Regions from separate parts of the Homo sapiens genome. Here region 1 is linked to region 2. A link is a contact called in ENCODE Hi-C or POLR2A ChIA-PET data. All regions are on one chromosome and are shown on one strand. The core of a region is the stretch at or near the end of the contact, and the rest is flanking DNA. Distances in the headings are between cores, read along the strand shown. Region 1 has its middle 47 kb from the start of MED13L. Region 2 overlaps MED13L (mediator complex subunit 13L).

Evidence for each region. A loop is a pair of places that touch in the nucleus more often than their neighbours do. ChIA-PET counts read pairs that join two places held with the same protein, here RNA polymerase II (POLR2A). Pooled maps may share reads with other maps.
Region 1: a loop to region 2 is called in a pooled map, with 2.8 times the contacts of the local background. The contact joins two enhancer-like sites. A Hi-C loop is called at or near these places in 1 of 168 maps with a recorded cell type or tissue (GM12878), 12 of 37 single-sample maps with no recorded cell type and 6 of 50 pooled maps. POLR2A ChIA-PET finds 5 or more read pairs at or near these places in 2 of 52 experiments (Panc1 and activated T-cell).

Annotation. Positions count from the first base shown.
Region 1 is chr12:116,322,184-116,326,873 of GRCh38, forward strand. No RefSeq gene overlaps it. Among named protein-coding and RNA genes, the nearest start is that of MED13L, 47 kb to the left of the region's middle. RefSeq lists enhancers at 1,844-2,053, 3,113-3,192, 3,263-3,322. Within about 2 kb of position 3,213, at least 6 of the 41 ENCODE cell types and tissues checked have a DNase peak (open chromatin) inside an H3K27ac peak, as active enhancers do.
Region 2 is chr12:116,141,708-116,146,825 of GRCh38, forward strand. The region is part of intron 2 of MED13L (mediator complex subunit 13L); the gene reads right to left. Among named protein-coding and RNA genes, the nearest start is that of MIR620, 4.4 kb to the right of the region's middle. RefSeq lists an enhancer at 707-851 and a cis regulatory region at 779. Within about 2 kb of position 1,849, at least 6 of the 41 ENCODE cell types and tissues checked have a DNase peak (open chromatin) inside an H3K27ac peak, as active enhancers do.

The DNA.
Region 1 (4,690 bases), core at 1,963-4,462, 180 kb after region 2:
TCCTTACTACTGACTTTTGGGCTGGAGAAATCTTTATTGCGGGGGCTGTCCTGTGCATTGTAGGATGTTTGGCAGCACCCCTGGCCTCTACCAACTAAATGCCAGCAGCACCATCCCCAAGTTGTGACAACCAAAAAATGTTTCCTGACATTGTCCAAGTCCCCTGGCGGGCAGTGTTGTCTCCCCCATTGAGAACTACCATCTTTACACGTTAGGGTGTCATTCTCTGGCAGTACCAGGTTGAGAGGGGTTGGGAAGTTGAAGACAGTGTTTTGTTCATGGCTATAATTCTGTTGCTTAGCACAGTACTCTGCCTATGGCAGACCCTCAATATGTGTTTGTTGATTGATTGAATGAATGAATGAATAAATGAAAATAAATGAATGAAAATGAACTCCAAAATCATGCTTGGCTCATGGGTAAATAGAACTCTCTTCACACAGCCTCCAACCTCCTCCACCCCACTCTCCTCCCCCCAACCTCAAATCAGTGGGCTTGTTGTCATCTAAGGCACAATTTTTCTAAATGTAGCATTTTCCAGGGTAAATATCCCTTTGAAAAAAATGTGAAGAAAAATTCTCGCTTGAGATCTTTTTTTAAATGTCTCCAATGACTAAAATCCTCTTACAGTAAGTACCCAGAGAATTGCATTTGCTTAAAGAAAAAAAAAAAAAAAACTGCCGTTTTTAGTCAAGAATGTAGAAAGTACTTGAAAATCATATACTTTTCCCCCCCATCTTACTGAGCAAATTATAAAATGGTAAAATTGATTTTAGTTCTAGATTGTTTTTAAAGCTCCACCTCAGACTGAGGCCTCATGGATAAAGTGGTACTAGGGACTTATCTGGAAAAAAAAAATCCCTATAGTAATAACACTGGAAATTCAAGGAGGAAAAACAGTAGTCACAGGGTTTTTGATTTGTTTTATTTAGGGGAGTATCTTATATGATTTCAAGAGGAAAATTACATATAAATAAGATCTACATTTTGCTTAAAACTATGGATTCAGACTGTATTAAAAAATACGATTAAACCAAGCATGGTGGCTCACACCTGTAATTCTAGCACTTTGGGAGGCCAAGGTAGGTGAGTCACTTGAGCTCAGAAATTTGAGACCAGCCTGAGCAACACAGCAAAACCCCGTCTCTACAAAAAATACAAAAATTATCTGGGCGTGGTGGTGCGTGCCTGTAGTCCCAGCTACTTGGGAGGTTGAGGTGGGAAGATCGCTTGAACCTGGCAGGTGGAGGTTACAGGGAGCCGAGATTGTGCCACTGCACTCCAGCCTGGGCAACAGAGCTAAAGCCATCCCCCATCTCAAAAAAAAAAAAAAAAAAAAAAGGTGAATTCACTCAATGTATATGTTTCCACACACTCAGTAACTCTGAGGCAAGTTTTCAAACCAAATTGCCATGTAGAAAGCAAAGCCAACTTCTCCCTCTTCTCTTCTAAACCTTTGCGCCAATGAGCAGGCTGAGCTCTCAATTACTCAGGGCAGTTGAGTGAGATTTGGAGCACTGAAAAGGTTTCTGGAAAAGAATACGGTGGTGACAACCTTTCCGTGCTCTTCTACGTATATCCTTCTTTACCTAATAGAGGTTAAAAATCATTTCTATTTTGCATGCTTACCCTGACATCATCTTGTCAGTGACTGCCTGAATGGTTCTGGGCAAATATTGTGACTCCAAGTCTGGGTTCTCTATGTGGGGAGGGGAACGGTGCTGTGATTGACTGGTAATGTCCGCCATGAGGAGGGCCATGGAGAGTGGTGGATGGTCTGTGTATTTGCCATTCCTGGATCCTGGTATAGTCTTCTCTTCTATCATAGCTGTTCTAGTAGAAGGAGAACTTCAAGGAGAAGGTGCTGTGCTTCTGAGGATAATGTGTCTCACTCCATTTCATACAGATACACCAAGTCAGCATTTCAATTCACGAAAGCTCCCAAGACAGATGTGAAACAGAAAGACGCCATTGTGGGAAAATCCCTTCCCTTCTCTGGACATATCTAAATAGGCTGTTATATGTGTGACTCCCTCTCAGGGTAAGTATGGCTAAGACATGCTATGTCCCTTCATTGGGTTACTCTACATTTGACTCTGTCACTGTGACACTATATGCTGCCAAAACATCACATCCCTTCCCTTGGAACAAAAAGGTCTTTTCATAAGACTTATTAAGTCTGAACATTAATCATATTCATCATTATTCAGTCTGCCTGCTGTCCACAATACTTAAATGAAGGGAAATTTTAAAAATAGAAAAAGACAAGTTTAGGAACTTCAAGACAATGATGAGAAAGGAATGATGGGGAAGAAAGCAATGGTGACCAAACCTATATTAAAAAATCTTAAATAAAAAAAATTAACAAATAGACTCTTAACTTTCAATATTAGTCTTTATTTCAAAAATAAGAGGAAGAGTGATTAAAGAGATGAATTCACATTTGAATAGGGTCCAAATGACTTAAGGACTATTTGGATTCAAATATTTCAGTTGGACCAGGAATGATGTTAGAGTTATGTGAGGCATTAGGGGTTGAAGTGAAATGGAAATCTTTCTTTCATTTAAAAGCAATTTTCTTGCTTTTGTGGGCCTTGAGAGTTTTCTAGGCTATGCAGGCCAACGAGCCTCCAACTCCCTTGCCTTGGACTCATGAACTCCCATTTCAGATCCAGCCTGTTAGGAGGAAGTAGAGTTTCTGTTTGTGACAGTTCCTTTTGCAGAAATCATGTGGTGCAAGAGAAGATTGTCCATATAGAGCTGAACAGTTGTTAGTTTTGAATCCAAATTAGAAAGTTTCTGCGCTAGGGCTGGGCATGGTGGCTCACACCTGTAATCCTAGCACTTTGGGAAGCCAAGGTTGGAGGATCACTTGAAGCCAGGAGTTAGAGAGCAGCCTGGGCAACATAGCGAGACTTATCTCTACAAAAATTAAAAAAAAATTAGTGGAGTGTAGTGGCATGTACCTGTAGTCCTAGCCACTTGGGAGGCTAAGACAGGAGGATCTCTTGAGCCCAGGAGTTTGAGACTGCAGTGAGTCATAATATCACACCACTGCACTCCAGCCTGGGCGACAGATGTGAGACCCTTCTCTTAAAAAACAAAACAAAAAACAAACAAACAAGAAAGTTTTGGTACTAGTGATACAGTAGAATCACACCTGATTTTGGTTCTGGCTTCAGAGCCTCTCATGTAAGATGCCACCATGAGAACGATCACTGGTGAACAGGGTGAAACAGAAAGTGCTTTGCTTGGAAAGACAGGAAGCAGGTGGTGAGTTCTTCTCCACCACATTTCAAAAACAGAGTGTATGTAGTAGGCCCCATCAAGCAAGCTTTAACCTCAAACCCATTAGATGTTTATTAAGCACCTACTGTGTGCCAGGCCCTGTGCTAAGGGCTTTTATATATGGCATCTAATTAAACCCCAGGACAAACAGAAACATCCTAGCAGACTCTACCCATCCCTCATTCCTAAGTGTGGCTTGATAGTAAGGCAGAGCTTTTCAACCTTAGCACTACTGGCATTCAGGTTGGATATTTGTTCTTGGGGGCTGTCCTGTACACTGCACGATGTTGAGCAGCATTGCTGGCCTCTACCTACTAGACGCCAACAGCATACCTTGCTCTAGGAATGACAATCAAAATGTCTCAAGACATTGTCAAATGTCCTCCAGGGGACAAAAATTGCCCCTACTTGAGACTCACTTCCTTAGAGACAGAATGGTTGCAATGCCCAGGCAGCTGTAGGTAAACATATCTTTCACTCCCTTCAGTGGTCTGACTCAGTGGTTCTCTAACCTGAATGTGTTATAAACAATATCATATACACCCTACTTTATGGGAAGAGAATTTTCAAGGGTAATTTGACCCCATTCATTTTTGCCTTACGTGCTGACATGACAATCTAACCTCTCTTTTATTGGGGTGTGTGTGTGTGTGTGTGTGTGTGTGTGTGTTTGAGATGGAGTCTCACTCTGTTGCCCAGGCTGGGGTGCAATGGCACCATCTCGGCTTACTGCAACCTCCACTTCCTAGTTTTAAGCAATTCTCATGCCTCAGCCTCCCAAGTAGCTGGGATTACAGGCATATGCCACCATGCCTGGCTAATTTTTGTATTTTTAGTAGAGACAGGCTTTCACCATGTTGGTCAGGATGGTCTTGAACTCCTAACTTCAAGTGATCCACCGGCCTTTGCCTCCCAAAGTGCTGGGATTACAGGCATGAACCACTGCACCCGGCCATAAGCCCTCTTTTAAATTGGACACCACTGGTCTCCCTGAAGAGCTCAGAGCAGTCACAAAGGTCTTTTCAGCACAGAAAAATCTCTCTCCTGCCCAGGCTTCTTCTGCAAGGACAATGGTGATTATTGCCCATATTGAATACTTCCTGTGGTGCCGAGCCACCCTACTGAATCCTTACATTGACACTATCAGGTAGGTGCTATTCCTGCCCATTTTTCAGAGGAGACCCTGAGGCTAATAAATGCTAGAGCCCATTTGATGCCAAGCTGGAGCGCTTTTCAATAGAAAATATGCACAGCATGCACTCAATAATGGTGAACTACAGTTTACTAGTGGAAAACAAATCTGTTTGATTTAATCATGAACAGTCATTCAAAATTATTTTCCTGAACCAAAAAAAAGACTGATTGAACAAAGTTTCAAGATACAAAATCAATGTACAAAAAT
Region 2 (5,118 bases), core at 599-3,098:
TCCCGTGGGACCTCTGCTTCTGTGCTGGCTCTCCCCAACCCAGTGTCTTCTCCATGTGGTAGCTAGAGGAATCCCTTAAAATGGTTAAGTTAGCTCACTCATGAGCTAACTGGGTCTGCTCAGAACCCTTCAATGGCTTCTCAACTCTGAGAAAGGTTCCACTCTGGTCTTTAGCATCCTTCATAAATTGTCCCCCACACCCTACCCCAGCTTCACGCCCACTGCTCTTCCCCTTGCCCACACCACTTGAGCCATACTGGTCCTTCATCAGACCAATTATACTCTACCCGATGACCTTTGTATTTACTGTTCTCTCTCCCTGAAATGCTCTTCTGACAGATATCCATCCCCACACCTCTTTTAGGTCTCACCTCATATGCCACCCAATCAGACTTTCTCTGACTACCCTACTTAAAATAGCAACCATCCTCCTTCACTGCTTCATTTTTCTCCATGTCACTAATCAGCATCTGGTATATTTTATGTGTTTACTTCTTTACTATCTTCTCTACCAGAGCTAAAAATCCACAGGAACCAAGATTTTAGTCTGTTTTCTTCACTACTTTATTCTCAAAGCTTCAAACAGTGCCTGGTAAATAGTAGCACTCAAATACTTGTGAACAACTAATTTCTCTTATCAAGTAAGCATATAGCAATAGTCCTATAGCTGTTCCCTATCCAAGACAAAAGACATTAAAAGCCAGACTCAGTGGCTCACACCTGTAATCCTAGCATTCTGGGAGGCCGAAGCAGGTGGCTCACCTGAGGGCAGGAGTTCGAGACCAGCCTGGCCAACATAGTGAAACCCCATCTCTACTAAAAATACAAAAATTAGCCAGGCATAGTGGTGCACACCTGTAATCCCAGCTACTCAGGAGGCTGAGGCAGGAGAATCGCTTGAACCGGGGTGGCAGAGGTTGCAGCAGGCCGATATTGCGCCACAGCACTCCAGCCTGGACGACAAGAGTGAGGCCCAGTCTCCAAAAAATAAAAGTAAAAAAAAAAGTTCACTTTATTTACTACTAAGTTCAAGTATGCACAATTGATGTATGTGTGCATAAAAATAAAGTGACACTTTTACATTACACACAATTTAAAAGCAATGTTAAGTCAAATTTATTAAATTGACCATTATAATATGATGGAATTATACGTTTAAAATTTAAAACTATTCTTACAGTGTAGTTAATTATTAGAACTCCAAGCAACCAAGCTCTTGCTTATATTCAAATCAAACAGGTGAACTCAAAACTGACTTTTGTTTTATCTTATCTACTGACAAGTTTCGTGGGCTCAGGGTCTGCTGGCTTCAGAAAGAATTACAGGTTTGCTCTCGGCCAAATGACTCTATAATCGATGTTGACTGCTTAATTCTGAACTACATCAGTAGCTAACCACTGATGATGAAATGCCCAGATTTGGTTTATTTTCTTTACTGTTTACATACTGTAGAATAAACATTTGGGCAAGAAATACAGATACTAAAGGACCTCAAGAAATTTTCAAAATATAGTACACCTGCCAGGCACAGTGGCTCAGGCCTGTAATCCCAGCACTCAGGGAGGCCGAGGCAGGGCAGGGGTGAATCATTTGAGCCCAGGGGACACAGCAACACCTTGTCTCAAAAAAAAAAAAAAAAGAGGGAAAGTGAGAAAAAGAAAGAATGAATGAATGATTACCAGAGCCACAGAAATTTAGCATGCTCCTGCTTCTTGAAAGTCTACTTAGATCCCAATTCATAATGGGTGTGTCCTGAAGTTTCAATTGTAAGTCAACGATTTGGAATCCAGAAAGTTGTTGTGCTACAGGAACAACATTAAGTACATTAGCTAGGTTCCCGGCTTGTCCACAGCAGCTGATATCACATTAATTTATACTTCCTCTCAGAGCTGACTCATTTCCGTTATTCTCTGGGACTCCCTTCTAAAATGTTTCCATCAAATTTTTCATTAAATGACTTTTGTGGCCTAACCGATATAAACAATGATCCTACTTGCTACATGTCACTATGAAAACAAACTGCAGCGCAAAGCAAGAAAGGAAGAATAATTGAGATTACTTATATCTCTAGAGAAGGATGGACCTCACTAGGTTGTTCATATTCATAGACAGGATATTAAAGTTACAGATCCTAAACCATGAAAAATGAATATACAAAAACTATTTCCAAGAAGAAAATCACAGCAACTTGTACCTTAAAGGTTATGGATTGGCTAAAAGAGACCACACACTGGTTCACCTCCTTTAAATCCCCAATTATTTCACCAATACTACAGAACTTAATAGAAGCCAGGTGATTACCCAGAGCCACAGAACAGGCACACAGGCAGTTTCTCTTTGCTTGGCCTTTCCTTTGCCCCTGTGTTCCATACACAGCACACAAGAAAGGATTCTGACTGAGCTGAGAAATTCCTGCTATTTCACTGCCCCAACAGCTTAACTCACAGCCCTGAAATACTCACACCATTAACTCATGTGATTCCATTTAAAAGAATGTTTCACAAAAACCTTTCCTCATTACTAAATGAAACTCAGCCATCACCGATAAAGTCCACATCCTAATTTTGGATGAGAAGTAAGGGTGGTGCCCAACTACTCCTCAAATTTCCCCCATCTCTTGTCCTTCACTGTCCCAAAGGGCCCAGCTCCCAACAGTTCGACCCTGATAGTGAACTGAGATCCCATTTCTGAAATTCTGGGTGATTCCAAAACTGAGTTTGGTCTGAGAATCTTTGTCCCAAATCTATTTCCTCACAAAAAAATTCCCTAAAGAAAAAGCTTACCCCAAAACATAAAATCTTGGCTCAAAGCATGCTCAATATAAGTTCTGCATGTTTGTGGTTAATCAATGTGGCTAATACAACTAATAGCTGACCTACTGTAGTTTTTACTATGAATTCAGAGTACATTTTCTGAAACTCCAACTACTTTATGCAAACATTTTTAAAGATTAACTGAGATAACACGTAAAGGTGCTTAAAATAGTGTCTCTGGCAGAGAATATGTTCCATAAAAGTGAGTGGGTTTTGTTTTCCCAAAAGGTAAGTCATCTGGGCACTGAATCTGATATGCAATTAGCAACATGAAATAACCTCTCTCTGGCTGCTGTACATTACCGTATCTAAGGAATTTAACTTATCTGCTATCTAATAATCAAAATTTATGCTACAACACCGCTTCAAGTTGCACTTCACTGCATCACTTGTACTGTTTCTGTCCCATGGTTGCTCCACTTAATTCATCCCATACCACTTATAAGGTAATTACGTGTATCTGTGCATCTCACAAAATACGCACATACTCTGTTGTCAGTACACTGACTTCACATTATGATCCTATTTTCTTCATATGGCCATTTAAATAAAACTGGCTTATCCAACATCACCTTCTTCAGAACAACAAATTAATATCTGCCTCATACCAAACAGGGTAGCGAAACTTCCACCTACCATCTATTGTTTGATAAGGCAATGCCAATGTCAACCAAACCAATAATAATCCTAAATGGCAGATGGAAATCCTTAACAAGGAATCCTGATACTCAATCTCTATGCACATCACTACATATCCTTAAGAAAAGGACTCCATGGTGTGCATACAAAGATTTCCTCATCACAGGCTGAAAAGCAACCTAGAACAGGTATTCTGGAACCGAGCCCAGGGGAGGCGGATGCTTGGCCTAGCTCATCTAAAAAGTACCTTCCAGTACTAAAATTCTAGGCTTTCCTGCTTCTATACAGTTGTTAAAATAAATGGCATACAGTTCCTCAGCAGTTGCTTCAAGCGCTTTTTTTTCTTTTCTCTTTGAGACAAGGTCTCACTCTGTCATTCAGGCTGGAGTGCAGTGGTGCGATCATAGCTCACTACAGCCTCAAACTCCTGGGTGCAAGTGATCCTCCCACCTCAGCCTCCAAGGAGCTAGGACTACAGGCACATGCACCACACTCAACTCTATTTATTTATTTATTTATTTATTTATTTATTTATTTATTTATTTTAAATTTTTGTAGAGTCTTGCTAAGTAGCCTTGGCTGGTCTTGAACTCCTGGCCTCAAGCAATTCTCCTGCCTTGGTCTCCCCAAGCGCTGGAACTAAATCTAGGTGACAGCCACTGTGCCTGGCCTCAAGCACATTTTTAGTCTAAGCCTCATGAAGTTTAAAAAAAAATCCCCACACATAGAGGCATGCTTTAATCGTATGTTCCAGGTTCTCTGCAATAAATAAACCAAATAAACCAAATTCTTTTCTATTTGTGACCCCAAAAAGTTTTTAAAATTCACTAGCAAACAGACTTTAAATCAAGCTTGTTGAACCCACAGCCCGCGGGCCGCATGAGGCCCAGAACGGCTTTGACTGCAGCCCAACACAAATTTGTAAACTTTCTTAAAACATTATGAGCTATTTTGAGATTTTTTTGTTTTTGTTGGTTTTTTTGAGATGGAGTCTCGCTCTGTCACCAGGCTGGAATGCAGTGGCGCAATCTCGGTTCACTGCAACCTCCACCTCCTGGGTTCAAGCGATTCTCCTGCCTCAGCCTCCCAAGTAGCTGGGACTACAGGTGTGTGCCACCATGCCCAGCTAATTTTTATGTTTTAGTAGAGATGGGCTTTCACCATGTTGGCCAAGATGGTCTCGATCTCCTGACCTTGTGATCTGCCAGCCTCAGCCTCCCAAAGTGCTGGGATTACAGGCGTGAGCCACCGCACCCAGCTGAGTTTGTTTTTTGTTTTTTCCTTTTTTTTTTTTAAAGCTCATCAGTTATCCTTAGTGTTCGTGTATGTTATATGTGGCCCAAGACAATTCTTCTTTCAGCATGGCCTAGGGAAACCGAAAGATTGGACACCCTGCTTTAAATCTTGATTAAATTCCCTAAATAGCCAACCATGGTGACTCACGCTTGTAATCCCAGCACTTTGGGAGACGAAGGCAGGGGGGACTGCTTGAGGCCAGGAATTCGAGACCAGCCTGGCCAACGTGAGGAAACCCCCATCTCTACTAAAAAACACAAAACTTAGTTGAGCATGGTGGTCCACACCTATAATCCCAGCTTCTTGGGAGGCTGAGGCACAAAAATTGCTTGAACCCAGGAGGCGAAAGTTGCAGTGAGCCAAGATCGCA